Linked DNA regions of Homo sapiens: region 2 is linked to region 1. The links are chromatin contacts, found by Hi-C or POLR2A ChIA-PET in ENCODE. All regions are on one chromosome and are shown on one strand. The core of a region is the stretch at or near the end of the contact, and the rest is flanking DNA. Distances in the headings are between cores, read along the strand shown. Region 1 overlaps RBL1 (RB transcriptional corepressor like 1). Region 2 overlaps RBL1 (RB transcriptional corepressor like 1).

The links. A loop is a pair of places that touch in the nucleus more often than their neighbours do. ChIA-PET counts read pairs that join two places held with the same protein, here RNA polymerase II (POLR2A). Pooled maps may share reads with other maps.
Region 2: a loop to region 1 is called in a map of B cell, with 9 times the contacts of the local background. The contact joins two enhancer-like sites. A Hi-C loop is called at or near these places in 7 of 168 maps with a recorded cell type or tissue (B cell, CD4-positive, alpha-beta T cell, CD4-positive, alpha-beta memory T cell and 2 more), 7 of 37 single-sample maps with no recorded cell type and 14 of 50 pooled maps. POLR2A ChIA-PET finds 5 or more read pairs at or near these places in 25 of 52 experiments (AG04449, B cell, CD4-positive, alpha-beta T cell and 19 more).

The regions. Positions count from the first base shown.
Region 1 is chr20:37,039,532-37,047,042 of GRCh38, reverse strand. It overlaps RBL1 (RB transcriptional corepressor like 1), which reads left to right. Exons shown (of 22, transcript NM_002895.5): 13 at 2,793-2,957; 14 at 6,758-6,890. Among named protein-coding and RNA genes, the nearest start is that of RBL1, 53 kb to the left of the region's middle. RefSeq lists enhancers at 2,610-2,779, 3,520-3,619. Within about 2 kb of position 3,447, at least 6 of the 41 ENCODE cell types and tissues checked have a DNase peak (open chromatin) inside an H3K27ac peak, as active enhancers do; they include B cell, CD4-positive, alpha-beta T cell, GM12878 and 1 more, where a contact is called at or near this core.
Region 2 is chr20:37,005,317-37,012,827 of GRCh38, reverse strand. It overlaps RBL1 (RB transcriptional corepressor like 1), which reads left to right. Exons shown (of 22, transcript NM_002895.5): 20 at 5,269-5,417. Among named protein-coding and RNA genes, the nearest start is that of SAMHD1, 57 kb to the right of the region's middle. RefSeq lists an enhancer at 115-1,056. Within about 2 kb of position 4,732, at least 7 of the 41 ENCODE cell types and tissues checked have a DNase peak (open chromatin) inside an H3K27ac peak, as active enhancers do; they include B cell, CD4-positive, alpha-beta T cell, GM12878 and 1 more, where a contact is called at or near this core.

The DNA of each region.
Region 1 (7,511 bases), core at 2,198-4,697:
AACAAAGTTCTGTTATGAGATGAAAACAGTGTTTCTCACAGAAACATTGTATTTATCTTAGTGCTGAAGAAAAACACTGTTGTGATATCTGGAAAGTGTTTCCAGATGTGTTCTGAAAATATATATTCCTGGCTAGGCATGGTGGCTCACGCCTGTAATCCCAGCACTTTGAAAGGCCAAGGTGGGAGGATTATCTGAGGTCAGGAGTTCGAGACCAGCCTGGCCAAAATGGTGAAACTCCGTCTCTACTAAAAATACCAAAAAAAATTAGCCAGGCATTGTGGCGAGCACCTGTAATCTCAGCTGCTTGAGAGGCTGAGGCAGGAGAATTGCTTTAACCTGGGAGGTGGAGGTTTGCAGTGAGCGGAGATCATACAATTACACTCCAGCCTAGACGACAGGAGCAAAATTCTGTCTCAAAAAAAAAAAAAAAGATAATATATATTCCTCTTGGGTGAAACCAAGAACACAAGAGAGAGTTGAGCATACAGTGGCTCACACCTATAATCCCAGCACTTTGGAAAACTGAGGCTGGAGGATGGCTTGAGTCCAGGAGTTTGAGGTTACAGTGAGGTATGATTATGCCACCACACTCCAGCCTGGGCACCTAAGCAAGACCCTGTTTCAAAGAAAAAAAAAGAGAGAGAGAAGGTGAGAGTATCAGTAAATTAAGTCAATCTTACAGCTTCAGTTCCTTTGTTAACACGGACTTGAAAATGTGACCTGGAACTAGTACTTAACTTCAAATTTTCCATATTTATGAATGAAAATTATAATCCTATTAAACAAATGCATGATGAAGAACAAAAAACGCTTTCTACCAAGAGGAAGGAAGACCTAAAATTGATTTTGGTGGTGGTCTAACTAATAAAGCCGTAATAATAGATTATGCTTCTTCCCCAAGTTTGAGCTAATTCAGTGTGAATGAATCTTACTTACCTTACCTTTATTTTTCTTGCTAGAACTATTTTTGTTAATCTTTTCAAAATAAAACAGAGGTCATAGCTATTGAACTACATCATCACCCTCAATAACGTTTAGTCATCACAGTCAATAACGTTTAATGTTACATAGTATCGAACTTTAAGACTAATGCTACTGTTACGCTTCTTGGCATGATTTAGTTAATATTTAGTCATCTAGGTACTTTTCTACTGGTGATAGAAAAATTGGTTTGAAGAGTTAAATTTTTATACCTAAAGTATGCCTGAATTAAAGTTGTAGAAAATGCAGGTCATTGGAAAGCTTATCTGTGTGAATTACTGAGTGTGATTAAAGTATTTTTAGGTTTCTTAGGGAGAAGTGATTCTACTATACACTCACTTTAATGTTAATGTGTGTATTCAACTTTTGCCATTAGGAAAAAGTTTAGTTTTGTCAACAACCTCATAGTAATTGGTTTTTATTTATAACATCCTTATTTTATTCAAGCAGCTAAATGCCTTTTTTTTCAATAGAGACTCGGTTTCACTATGTTGCCCAGGCTGGTCTCGAACTCCTGGTCTCAAGCAATCCTCTCACTGTGGCCTCCTAAAGTGCTGGGATTACAGGCATGAGCCACTGTGTCGGCCTCCTTTGTTTTTTTAAATGACATAAATGATATGTGCTCATTGAAGAAAATCATAAACATAAATGTGGGCCAGGCACGGTGGCTCATGCCTATAATCCCAGCACTTTGGGAGGCCAAGGCGGGCGGATCATGAGGTCAGGAGATTGAGACCATCCTGGCTAATATAGTAAAACCCCATCTCTACTAAAAATACAAAAAATTAGCCAGGCATGGGGGCACGTGCCTGTAGTCCCAGCTACCCGGGAGGCTGAGGCAGGAGAATCGCTTGAACCTGGGAGGCAGAGATTGCAGTGAGCCGAGATGGCGCCGCTGCACTCCAGCCTGGGTGACAGAGTGAGACTCCGTCTCAAAATAAATAAATAAATAAATAAATAAATAAATAAATAAATAAGTAAATAAATGTGAATATTAAAGTCATACATCATAATCTATTAACAATCATATTATTAATATTTTGTGTATATAAACTTTATTCTAGATACTTCCCTTATAAAATGGAATTATAGTGTATATACGCAAAGTCACTTTAAATAGTTCATTCATTCTGTTATTTTGAGTTAGTGGAAAAAATAGTCTGGAAAGGAGCAATACATTCAAAATAGAACTAGACTTGGAACCCAAGACCTGACTTCTCCCACTGTTGGTCTGTTGACCAGTTTTCACCTATCGTTGCCTCAAGTTGTCATTTATAATATAAAACGTGAAAAACAGAAATATATGTGAACATATTTTAAAGAACTTAAAAACTCCTTTATAAATTAGAAGATGTTAGTAAGCCACAGAATTATGGTTCAAAGATGACTTTGGTTCTGTGCCACAGAATAAGGCCACAGTGGCCGGGCGCAGTGGCTCACAACTGTAGTCCCAGCACTTTGGGAGGCCTAGGCGGGCAGATCACCTGAGGTCAGGAGTTCTAGACCAGCCTAGCCAACATGGTGAAACCTCGGCTCTACTAAAAACTACAAAAATTAGCCAGGTGTGGTGGCAGGTGCCTGTAATCCCAGCTACTCGGGAGGCTGAGGCAGGAGAATCACTTGAACCTGGGAGGCAGAGGTTGCAGTGAGCCAAGATCACACCACTGTACTCCAGCCTGGGCAACAGAGGGAAACTCCGTCTCAAAAAAAAGAAGAAGAAGAAGAAAGCCACAGCTAGTCCTACATGCAAGTCCAGACTAGAACTAACTGCTTGAAACCACATTGCCTTCTCACTTTCTCCTCTGCAGGTTATTGAGGTGGTGATCCGCTCAGAAGAGGGGCTCTCAAGGGACATGGTGAAACACCTAAACAGCATTGAAGAACAGATTTTGGAGAGTTTAGCATGGAGTCACGATTCTGCACTGTGGGAGGCTCTCCAGGTTTCTGCAAACAAAGTTCCTACCTGTGAAGAAGTGAGTCTGGGCAAGGCTGATAATCGTATCATTAAAAAAAAAAAAAAAAAAACCAGCTTTATTGAGAGATAATTCCTATACCATAGAGTTCACCCATTTTAAGTGTACAATTCAGTGGTTTTAGTATATAAATAGATATGTGCAGCCATAACCACAATTTTAGAATATAGTCATCACTTCAAAAAGAAACCTACATCCTTTAGCTATCACTTCCCTACCCCCGAATCTTCTCCCTAGCTGTAAGTAACCACTAATCTACTTTCTGTCTCCATAAATTTGCCTATTCTAGACATTTCATATAAATGGAATCATAAAAATGTAGTCCCTTTTGACTGGGCATCTGTCACTTAGCATAATGTTTTTAAGGTTCATCCATGTTGTAGAATGTATCGGTATTTCATTTCCTCTCTTTTTTTAAGGCGGGGTTTCACTCTTGCCCGGGCTGGTGTGCAGTGGACAAAGATGGTGCACTGACTACACCCTCAACTTCCTCGGCCCAAACTGTCCTTCTGCCTCTCAAGTAGCTGAGACCACAGGCACATACCACCACACCCACACCCGGCTAATTTTTTTTTCTTTCTGTTTTTCTTTTTTTGAGATGGAGTCTTGCTCTGTCACCCAGGCTGGAGAGCAGTGGCACAGTCTCGGCTCACTGCAACGTCTGCCTCCCAGTTCAAGCAATTCTCTGTCTCAGCCTCCCGTGTAGCTGGGATTATAGGCACCCACCACCACACCCGGCTAATTTTTTTTGTACTTTTTTTAGTAGAGACGGGGTTTCACCATCTTGTCCAGGCTGTTCTTGAACTCCTGACCTCATGCTCCACCTGCCTCAGCCTCCCAAAGTGCTGGGATTAGAGGCTAGAGGCTTGAGCCACCGCGCCTGGCCACACCCGGCTAATTGTGTGTGTGTGTGTGTGTGTGTGCACGCGCGCATGTGTGTGTAGAGACAGGATCTTGCCATGTTGCACAGGCTGATCTCAAACTCCTGAGCTCAAGCAGTCCTCCCATCTCAGCCTCCCAAAGTGCTAGAATTGCAAGTGTGAGCCACCACATCTGGCTCATTTCCTTTTGTTGCTAAGTAATATTCCATTGTATGGATGCTACATTTTATTTATCCATTCATCGGTTGATAAATATTTGAGTTGTTTCCACCTTTTGACTTTTTTTTTTTTTTTTTTGGAGGGGGGGGGACAAGATCTCACTCTGTCACCCAGGCTGGAGTGCAGTGGCGCCATCACGGCTCACTGCAGCCTCAACCTCCCAGGCACAAATGATCTCCCCACAGCCTTCTGAGTAGCTGGGACTACAGGCACACACACCACACCTGGCTAATTTTTGTAGTTTTTGTAGAGATGGGATCTCCCTATGTTGCCCAGGCTAGTCTTGAATTCCTGGGCTCAAGCGATCCTCCCACCTCAGTTTCCCAAAGTGCTGGGATTACAGGCATGAGCCACCACAACTAACCCCTTTTGGCTATTATGATTGATGCTGCTATGAACATTCAGGCACAAGTTTTTGTGTGAACATATGTACATATGTTTTCATTTTTCTTGGAGTGGAATTGCAGGTTCATATGGTAACTCTGTTTAAGCTTTTGGGAAACTGTCAGACTGCTTTCTAAAATGGCTGCACCATTTTATTGTTCCTACGGTCAATGTAGAAAGATTCCAGTTTCTTCATATCCTTGCTAATGCTTGTTATTATCTGCCTTTTTAATCCTGCCATTCTAGTAGGAGTGAAGTAATATCTCATTGTGGTTTTATTTGCATTTCCCTGGTGGCTAATGATGATCAACATCTTTTTATGTGCTTGTAAGCTGTTTGCATATCTTCTTTGGAGAAATGTCTATTCAGATCTTTTGCCCATTTTGTAATTGGGTTGTCTTTTTATTATTGAATTATAGGAGTTCTTCATCTATTCTAGATACAAATCCCTTATCAGATAAATGATTTGCAAAATGTTTCTCCCATTTTCTAGGTTGTCTTTTCACTTTCTTTTTTTTTTTTTTTTTTTGAGACAAAGTCTTGCTCTGTTGCCCAGGCTGGAGTGCGGTGGCGTGATCTCGGCTCACTGCAAGCTCCACCTCCCGGGTTCACGCCATTCTCCAGCCTCAGCCTCCTGAGTAGCTGGGACTACAAGCACCCACCACCACGCCCAGCTAATTTCTTTATATTTGTGGTAGAGGCAGGGTTTCACCGTGTTAGCCAGGATGGTCTTCCAAAGTGCTGGGATTACAGGCATGAGCCACTGCACCTGGCCTGTCTTTTCACTTTCTTGATGGTGTCTTTGAAATGCAAAAATTTTTAATTTTGATGGTGTCCAATTCAGATATTTTTTCTTTTGCTTCTGCTTTTTGATATCATGTCTAGGAAACCATTAAACTTACTTAAAAATTTTCAAATGTCTGTATAAAGATTGAACACTTTTCATTGGTGGTATTCAGAATTAAAAAATAAAAAACAGAGGCTGGTGCAGTGGCTCATGACTATAATCCCAGCACTTTGGGAGGCCAAGGCAAGTGGATTGCCTGAGGTCAAGCGTTCGAGACCAGGCTGGCCAATATGGTGAAACCCCGTCTCTACTAAAAATACAAAAAATTAGCTGGGCATGGTGGCACACACCCATAATCCCAGCTACTTGGGAGGCTGAGGCAGGAGAATTGCTTGAACCCAGGAGGCGGAGGTTGCAGTGAGCTGAGATCGTGCCATTGCACTCCAGCCTGGACAACAGAGCGAGACTGTGTCTCAAAAAAAAATTAAATGAATAAATAAATAAAAATTAAAAATGTGTGCCCAGAGTTGTGCACAAATTACATTTTTAATAGTAGTATCGTGAGAAATTGTGGGGTTTTTTTTGTCTACTTCTGTTATTCTTTTGTAACTCGTGTCTTTTGATTCTTTGTTTTGTCTCCTTATGTACTTCATTAATCTTCTTGAATTTTTCCCTAATCCCAAACTACTAGAACTGTCCAAGGCCAGGAGGAATTGGAAAGAAGATGGTTTCTTGAAATCTCTCTTCCATACTTCTTTGGTCTTTTGCAGCAGACAGTAACTTATTGGGCCACTCTTCAGTATTCATCAGTTTATTTCCATTGAAGAACTTCAGACTCCTTCAAGTTCAAAAAAGCTGTGAACTTGAAGAAGGATTAGTATTGAAGCCGTTGCTCTTATAACTTACTAGTTGTGTGACCTTGGGCAAATTTCACATTCAGATCCTCAATTTTCTCATCCCTAAATGGAGAATGATACTGCCTACCTCAGAGGTTTAGTTCTTGTGGTTGGTAACTTACCTATATAAATTATAAGGTTAAATGAAATGAACTCTTTCCATACGTTCGTTAACATTAAGAATTGAGCACTTTATCCAAGTTGTATTTTGTGAAGAAGTGAGAAAGAAATAAAATAGTAAAAAAAAGTTAAGAAAACACTTTTTCGGCCAGGCACAGTGGCTCACACCTGTAATCCTAGCACTTTGGGAGGCTGAGGTGGGTGAATCATCTGAGGTCAGGAATTCGAGATCAGCCTGGCCAACATGGTGAAACCTCGTCTCTCCTAAAAATACAAAAATTAGCCGGGCATGATGGCACACACCTGTAGTCCCAGCTACTCAGGAGGCTGAGGAAGGAGAATTACTTGAACCCCGGGCGTTGGAGGTTGCTGTGAGCTGAAATCGTGCCACTGCATTCCAGCCTGGGCAACAGAATGAGACTTTATCTCAAAAAAAGAAAAGAAAACATTTTTAATAAGTTTTAATCAGCAAGTTTATCTATATGTAAATCAAAGGGTTTTTGTTTTCTACAGGTTATATTCCCAAATAACTTTGAAACAGGAAATGGAGGAAATGTGCAGGGACATCTTCCCCTGATGCCAATGTCTCCTCTAATGCACCCAAGAGTCAAGGAAGTTCGAACTGACAGTGGGAGTCTTCGAAGAGGTAGGTTCAACATTGGTAAAGGAATGAAAAAGTAACAAAGGGCATTTGGCTTTTTTTCAGGGAAAATTTTAAGTCTTGTGAGTATGTTATTAAGAAATCTAATTTATTCAGCAGGGTTCGAAAAGGAGCTTGATGCTTGTGCCAGCACCCCTGTGTAGCTCATTGTACACTATATTATATACTATAGTGTATTCTATATTAATAGAATTTTAAATGTAATTTATTTAATAAATATATGTAATCTTTCCTGAATGCTAATGGAGAACTGTTTAAATAAGCTAAAGTCAGGCACGATGGCATCTTTCTGTAGTCCTAGCTACTCAGAAGGCTGAGGCAGGAGTATTGAGGATTGTGTTTGAACCCAGCCTGGGCGAAATAGTGAGACCCCCCTCATGTCCCAGAAAAAAAGAAAAAGAAGAAAGGAAAAAACAAGATAAGTGTATTAGCCTGTTCTCACACTGCTAATAAAGACATACCCAAAATTGGGTAATTTATAAAGGAAAGAGGTTTGATTTACTCACAGTTCCACATGGCTGGGGAGGCCTCACGATCATGGTGGAAGGCAAAGGGAAGAGCAAAGGCACATCTTACATGGCAGCAGGCAAGAGAGCTTGTGCAGGG
Region 2 (7,511 bases), core at 3,483-5,982, 36 kb after region 1:
CCTGACGGGGTGGCTGGCCGGGCAGGGGGCTGACCCCCCCACCTCCCTCCCGGACTGGGTGGCTGGCCAGGCGGGGGGCTGACCCCCCCACCTCCCTCCCGGACGGGGCGGCTGGCCTGGCGGGGGTTGACCCCCACCTCCCTCCCGGACGGGGTGGCTGCCGGGCGGAGACGCTCCTCACTTCCCAGACGGGGTGGCTGCTGGGCGGAGGGGCTCCTCACTTCTCAGACGGGGCGGCTGGGCAGAGACGCTCCTCACCTCCCAGACGGGGTCGCGGCCGGGTAGAGGCGCTCCTCACATCCCAGACGGGGCGGCGGGGCAGAGGCGCTCCCCACATCTCAGACGATGGGCGGCCGGGCAGAGACGCTCCTCACTTCGTAGATGGGATGGCGGCCGGGAAGAGGCGCTCCTCACTTCCTAGATGGGATGGCGGCCGGGCAGAGATGCTCCTCATTTTCCAGACTGGGCAGCCAGGCAGAGGGGCTCCTCACATCCCAGACGATGGGCGGCCAGGCAGAGACGCTCCTCACTTCCCAGACGGGGTGGCGGCCGGGCAGAGGCTGCAATCTCGGCACTTTGGGAGGCCAAGGCCAGGCGGCTGGGAGGTGGAGGTTGTAGCGAGCCGAGATCACGCCACTGCACTCCAGCCTGGGCACCATTGAGCACTGAGTGAACCAGACTCCGTCTGCAATCCCGGCACCTCGGCAGGCCGAGGCTGGCGGATCACTCGCGGTTAGGAGCTGGAGACCGGCCCAGCCAACACAGCGAAACCCCGTCTCCACCAAAAAAATACGAAAACCAGTCAGGCGTGACAGCGCGCGCCTGCAATCGCAGGCACTGGGCAGGCTGAGGCAGGGAGGTTGCAGTGAGCCGAGATGGCAGCAGTACAGTCCAGCTTCGGCTCGGCATCAGAGGGAGACCGTGGAAAGAGAGGGAGAGGGAGACCGTGGGGAGAGGGAGTGGGAGAGGGAGTCAAATATTTTAACCAATCTGCTTATCTTAAATACTTTTGATTTCCTGAACATGAGCTCATTTTTAGCATTAGTCACACTTAATAAACATTCATTATTTTCATCAGTAAAAACCCATTTCTGGCTGTACATGGTGGCTCACACCTGTAATCCCAGCACTTTGGGAGACCGAGGCGGGCAGATCACTTGAGGTCAGGAGTTTGAGACCAGTCTTGCCGACATGGTGAAACCCCATCTTTACTAAAAATACAAAAATTAGCCAGGCATGGTGGTAAGCACTTGTAATCCCTGCCACTTCGGAGGCTGAGGCAAGAGAATTGCTTGAACCCTGGGGGCTGAGGTTGCAGTGAGCTGAGATTGTGCCACTGCACTCCAGCCTAGGCAACAGAGCAAGACTCTTTCTCAAAAAAAAAAAAAAAAAAATTCTGACCTTGAGTATGTTAATGAGCAAAGCATTGGTCATTGACTGAGATATGCCTAGCAGAAACTGTTGGAGTGGAGAATGAATTTCCTGATTAAAACACCAGCTCACTCCTCATGGGCTGTGAATTCTTCAATGTCATGTTAGCAGACTGCTCCAGAGTGGCAGTCTTGATTAGAATACTTGTGAGACCCAGGTTATAGCTTAACCTAAGTAACACAAACATAACACTGTACTCAAGTGTATTGTAGTTAATTGAAAACTTTACATTGCTTCCTTAGAAACTTGTTTTAAGGATTAAAAAGAATTATATTTAGGCTGAGTGTTGTGGCTCATGCCTGTAATCCCAGCACTTTGGAAGGCTGAGGCAGGAGGATCCCTTGAGCCCGGAAATTAAAGACCAGCATGAGCAACACAGCAAGACCCCTGTCTGCAAAAAATGAAAATAAAAAATTAGCTGGGCATGGTGGCTCACACCTGTAGTCCCAACTACTTGGGAGGCTGAGGCAGGAAGATCACTTGAATCCAGGAATTTGAGATTGGAGTGCACTATGATTGCACCACTGCACTTCAGCCTGGGTGATAGAGCAAGATCTTGTCTCTAAAAATAAAAAAGATAATTATATGTATATGTATGTATGTGTGGACACACACACACACACACACACACACACATAGTCATGTGCCATATAATGATGTTTGAGTCCGTGATGGTCCACACATACAACAGTGGTCCTATAAGATTATAGTGCTGTATTTTTACTGTACCTTTTCTATGTTTAGATATATTTAGATGCACAAATACTTGCCATTGTGATACAATTGCCTGTGGTATTCAATACAGTAACATGCTGTACAGGTTTGTACCTTAGGAGCAATATACTATACCATCCAGCCTAGGTGTGTAGTTGGCCATACAATCTAGGTTTGTGTAAGTATATTCTATAGTATTCTCATGACAAAATCATTTCAACAATGCATTTCTGAGAAGATAACCCATCATTATGCAATACACAACTATGTATACATATATGCATATATATAATATTTAATACAGGGCTTGTTCATAGTAAGGCCTTAGTAATAGCTATTATTTATAAGCAATATCAAATTTATTGTATTAATGAGTATGGCTTTTTTAGCATTAGTCACACTTAATAAACATTCACTATTTTCATCAGTAAAAACCCATTTCTGGCCGGACATGGTGGCTCACACCTGTAATCCCAGCACTTTGGGAGACCGAGATGGGGTCTCACTGTGTTGCCCAGACTGGTCTTGAACTCTTGGGCTCAAGTGATCCTCCCACCTCAGCCTCCCAAAGTGCTGGAATTACAGGCATGAGCCACCATACCCGGCCAAGTATGTTTTTTTAAATGTCTTTTTTTTCTTCAGTTTTTTTTTAATTTTAGAGATGAGATCTTGCTCTGTTGCCCAGGCTGGAATGTAATGGGGCAATCATAGCTCACTGCAACCTTGATTTCCTGGGTTCAAGCGATCCTGTCATCTCAGCCTCCCAAGTAGCTAGGGCTAAAGGTGCATGCCACCACACCTAGTTTTTAAATTTCTTTAATTTTTAAAAAAATTTTTATAGAGACAGGGTTTCACCACACCCAGCCTCCCACAATTTTAAATGTTTGGTTCATTCAAGTAAAGTATAGCTCCTTACCTTATGTTAGTATTAACAGCTGGAATTGGAATGACACAGAAATATAGAGACACTATAGTCTCTGTCTCAAGAAATTTCTAATCTAAGGAGGACATTAAATAATTTTAGACCAGGCGTGTTCGCTCATGTCTGTAATCCCAGCACTTTGAGAGGCCAAGGTGGGAGGATCACTTGAGCCCAGGAGTTAGAGACCAGCCTAGAAAACATAGGGAGACCCTGTCTCTACAAAAAGTAAAAAAAAATTAGCTCGGTGTGGCAGCGTGCACCTGTAGTCCCAGCTACTCGGGAGACTGAGGCAAGAGGATCAAGAACCTTTCATAAAAACAAAACAAAAAAATAATTTTAATTGATCCATATAATGAGAATAACCTAGAAGAGCTGTTAACAAGCCAGTATCCTTTGAAACAGTGTTTCCCAGAATGGTAGTATAAGTGTTTTGGGGGGTCCAGGCGCAGTGGCTCACGCCTGTAATCCCAGCACTTTGGGAGGCCAAGGCGGGCAGATCACCTGAGGTCAGGAGTTCGAGACCAGCCTTTCCAGCTGGCGAAACACCATCTCTACTGAAAATACAAAAATTAGCCAGACGTGGTGGCATGCTTCTGTAATCCCAGCTACCCAGGAGGCTGAGGCAGGAGAGTCGCTGGATCCCAGCGGGCAGAGACTGCAGTGAGCCGAGATTGCACCACTGCACTCCAGGCTGGGTGACAGAGCAAGACTCCGTCTCAAAAAAAAAAAAAGTGTTTTGGGGGAAGAGAGACTATACACAAAAAACTGGGGAAGTATGGAATTAAAGTGAACATGAGAGTTATTTTTTTTCCCCAACTGCAGTACTTCTCAGAGCCTTATACTAACATGAATTTCTGAATTTCCAATATAATATACAGCATTTCCTCAACTTTATTTAACCACATAGCTCCCCTCCCCTCCCACCCTCGTCAAGATCCTTTAGAAATAGCAGAAGTGAAAAAGACATCCAAATTAAGACTGACATCCCCTGGGGCTGTTTGGTTTTTGAACCATGTTTGTGTTTTCTGGTTTTCCTAAGGTGAAGGCATTGCTTCTACCCATGTTCTCAATGTTTGTAGGCCAGTGTATTGAGAATGAGAGCTTTTTTCATATATGTGCTAAATTCTTTTTAATTGGTAGTGGTTTTCTTAGCACATGGTTCTTGTGTATACAAGTAAATGATAGTTTGTAATACCCTGTAATACTCTTCCTTCCCCAAAAAATAGTAGGACAAAGTTCTGCCTGGTTTCACAAGCTATCCCAGAGTTGCACCATTAAGTAGGAAACTATGTTGGGGTAAGCTGTTATTTTACAATTGAGGGTGCTCAGTAAAACCTGAACACTGGTTCCTGATCAGGGTTCCTGTTGTATGTGGTACAATAAGGCTCTTAGAACACCTGTCACCTGCCATGTATTTGCAGAGAAATAAATGTAATTCATTTTGCTTCTTCCTTAACCTCTCAGGATATGCTTTACCTTTTAGAATCTTTCCACCTTTCTCAAAGACACAAGAAGAATATCTGCAGGCCTTTTAGTTGTCTGAAGCTGAGGTTTGCCACTGCCTCCCATACTGTAGAACTTAGCTAAACACCAGCCCAGGGCTGTTACCCCTCTAAGAGCCACTAGTGACAGTGAGCTCAACAGCTATGGTTGTGAAAACATTCTGAAGTGGAATCTAGAGAAAAGAGCACCACCTTCAGTTCATATGTTTGCATTTCTCTAGATTCCAATTTGACTTATAAGTAATACAGATGGATTGCTGAACCTTCTCTGAAAATATTAATTTCTCTACATAAAGATTTGTGGGTTTTTTTTAATATTGTAGAAAGGTCATTTAAATCACCAACTTGTATATTAAAGTATGCTTTGTGGCTGGGCATGGTGGCTCATGCCTGTAATCCCAGCACTTTGAGAGGCTGAGGCTGGTGGATCACTTGAGCCCAGGAGTTGGAAACCATCCTGGGCAACATGGCAAAACCCCGTCTCTACTAAAAATAAAAAATAGCCAGGCATGGTGGCACGTGCCTGTGGTCCCAGCTACTCAGGAGGCTGAGATGGGAGGATCACTTGAATCCAGGAGGTCAGGGCTGCAGTGAGCCAAGATTGCACCACTGCACTCCACCCTGGGTGACAAAGTGAGACCCTGTCTCAAAAAAATAAAAAGTATGCTTTGTATCACAACATTGCATTCTTTTTAACAGACTTAGAAGATGCTACAAAAACACCTGACTGTTCCAGTGGACCAGTGAAAGAGGAAAGAGGTGATCTTATAAAATTTTACAATACAATATATGTAGGAAGAGTGAAGTCATTTGCACTGAAATACGACTTGGCGAATCAGGACCATATGGTATGTTCTATGTTTTACTACTTTATTATTATTTGCTGTCATAGTTGGATTACTATAAGTTTATTTTGCTAGATAAATATGTCCAAGTAAAATTACTAGCAATTAATCAGAGCATGTCCAGTAACTTAATCAGTGATTAAGGCTATGGTACAACAGAGACCAGAGGAAATCATGGGATCTGTTGCCCAGGCTAGAGTGCAGTGGCGAGATCTGGGCTCACTGCAACCCTTGCTTCCAGGCCTCAAGCGATCCTCCCACCCCAGCCTCCCAAATAGCTGGTACGACAGCCACATGCCCCCACGCCTAGCTAATTTTTTTGTATTTTTAGTAGATACGGGGTTTCACCATGTTGGCCAGGCTGGTCTTGAACTCCTGGACTCAAGCAATCTACCCACCTCAGCCTCCTAAAGTGATGGGATCACAGGTGTGAACCACCACGCCTGGCATGAATTTTATCTATACCATGATTATGTTGCTAGAAATTCCGTATACATATGGGTAAGAACTTGATGGGAACATGAATATTAAAACAACTAATTTGTTTTTTTTGTTTTCTTTTTTTTTTTTTTTTTGAGACAGTCTCACCCTGTCACCCAGGCTGGCGTGCAGTGGTGCGATCTCAGCTCAACTGCAACCTCTGCCTCCCGGGCTCAAGTGATTCTCCTGCCTCAGCCTCCCTAGTAGCTAGGATTACAGGAGTGTGTCACCACACCTGGCTAATTTTTTGTATCTTTAGTAGAGACAGGGTTTCACCATGTTGGCCAGGCTGGTCTTGAACTCCTGACCTTGTGATCCGCCCACCTCGGCCTCCCAGAGTGCTGGGATTACAGGCATGAGCCACTGCACCCAGCAAATTTGGTAAATTTTTCTGTTGTTATATTGTGAGATTAATGTTTTTCTCAAGTCAAAGACAAAAGGGGCCAGGTGTGGTGGCTCATGCCTGTAATCTCAGCACTTTGGGAGGCCTAGGCGGGCGGATCACCAGAGGTCAGGAGTTTGAGACCAGCCTGGCCAACATGGTGAAATCCCATCTCTACCAAAAATTAGCTGGGCGTGGTGGCAGGCACCTGTAATCCCAGCTACTCGGGAGGCTGAGGCAGGAGAATCACTTGAACCCAGAAAGCGGAGGTTGCAGTGAGCAGAGATCGCGCCACTGCACTCCAGCCTGGGTGACAAGAGGGAAACTCTGTCTCAAAAAAAAAACAAAAGGAGGTCAGGTGCTGTGGCTCATGCCTGTAATCCCAGCACTTTGGGAAGCTAAGCCTGGAGGATTGCTTGAGCCCAGAAATTTGAGACCAGCCTAGAAACACAGGAAGACCCTGTCTCTTAAAAAAAAAAACTAAAAACTAGCCGTGTAGTGGCTGGTACACACCTTTAGTCCCAACTACTCAGCAAGCTAAGGTAGGTGGATCGCTTGGGCCCAGGAGGTCAAGGCTGCAATGAGCCACAATCGCACCACCACACTCCAGTCTGGGCAACAGAGCAAGACCCTGCCTCAAAAAAAAAAAAAAAAAAAGAAAGAAAAAAAAAAAAGAAAAGAAGGCCCTAGCAGAAGCTGCAGCCGGACAGCCAATAGCTGTTTCTATGTATCTATGTGCCTCTGTAGATTTCTGTTCTTCCTCTTTTCATGGAATATGGTCTATGACTATCCTCAGAGGTCATAACTGTTCATCCTGCTTCAGTTTCACTTCCCCTCTGTCATGTGCTATACTCGGAATATCTCTACCATCTTAATTTATTTCCATTATACAGGATATTAAAAATGAAATCCTTGCTCATCCAACTTATTTATAAATCTTTTCCATTTCCATATGAAGTCTTTCCCATTTCATTAACAGATTTTTTCCACGTTGGAATCATCCTGCTGGCTAATAGAATTCTCTGCCTCTTTTATTCTCTCTGCTACTGCTTTGGTTGTGAGCAGGTATGTGTGTAGAGAGAGCTTGTTACAGCAAGTGTTAGAAGATTGGTTACTCTTTGTCCCTACTTTTTTTTTTTTTTTTTGAGAAGGAGTCTCGCTCTGTTGCCCAGGCTGGAGTGCAAGTGGCACAATCTCAGCTCACTGCAACCTCTGCCTCCTGGGTTCAGGCAATT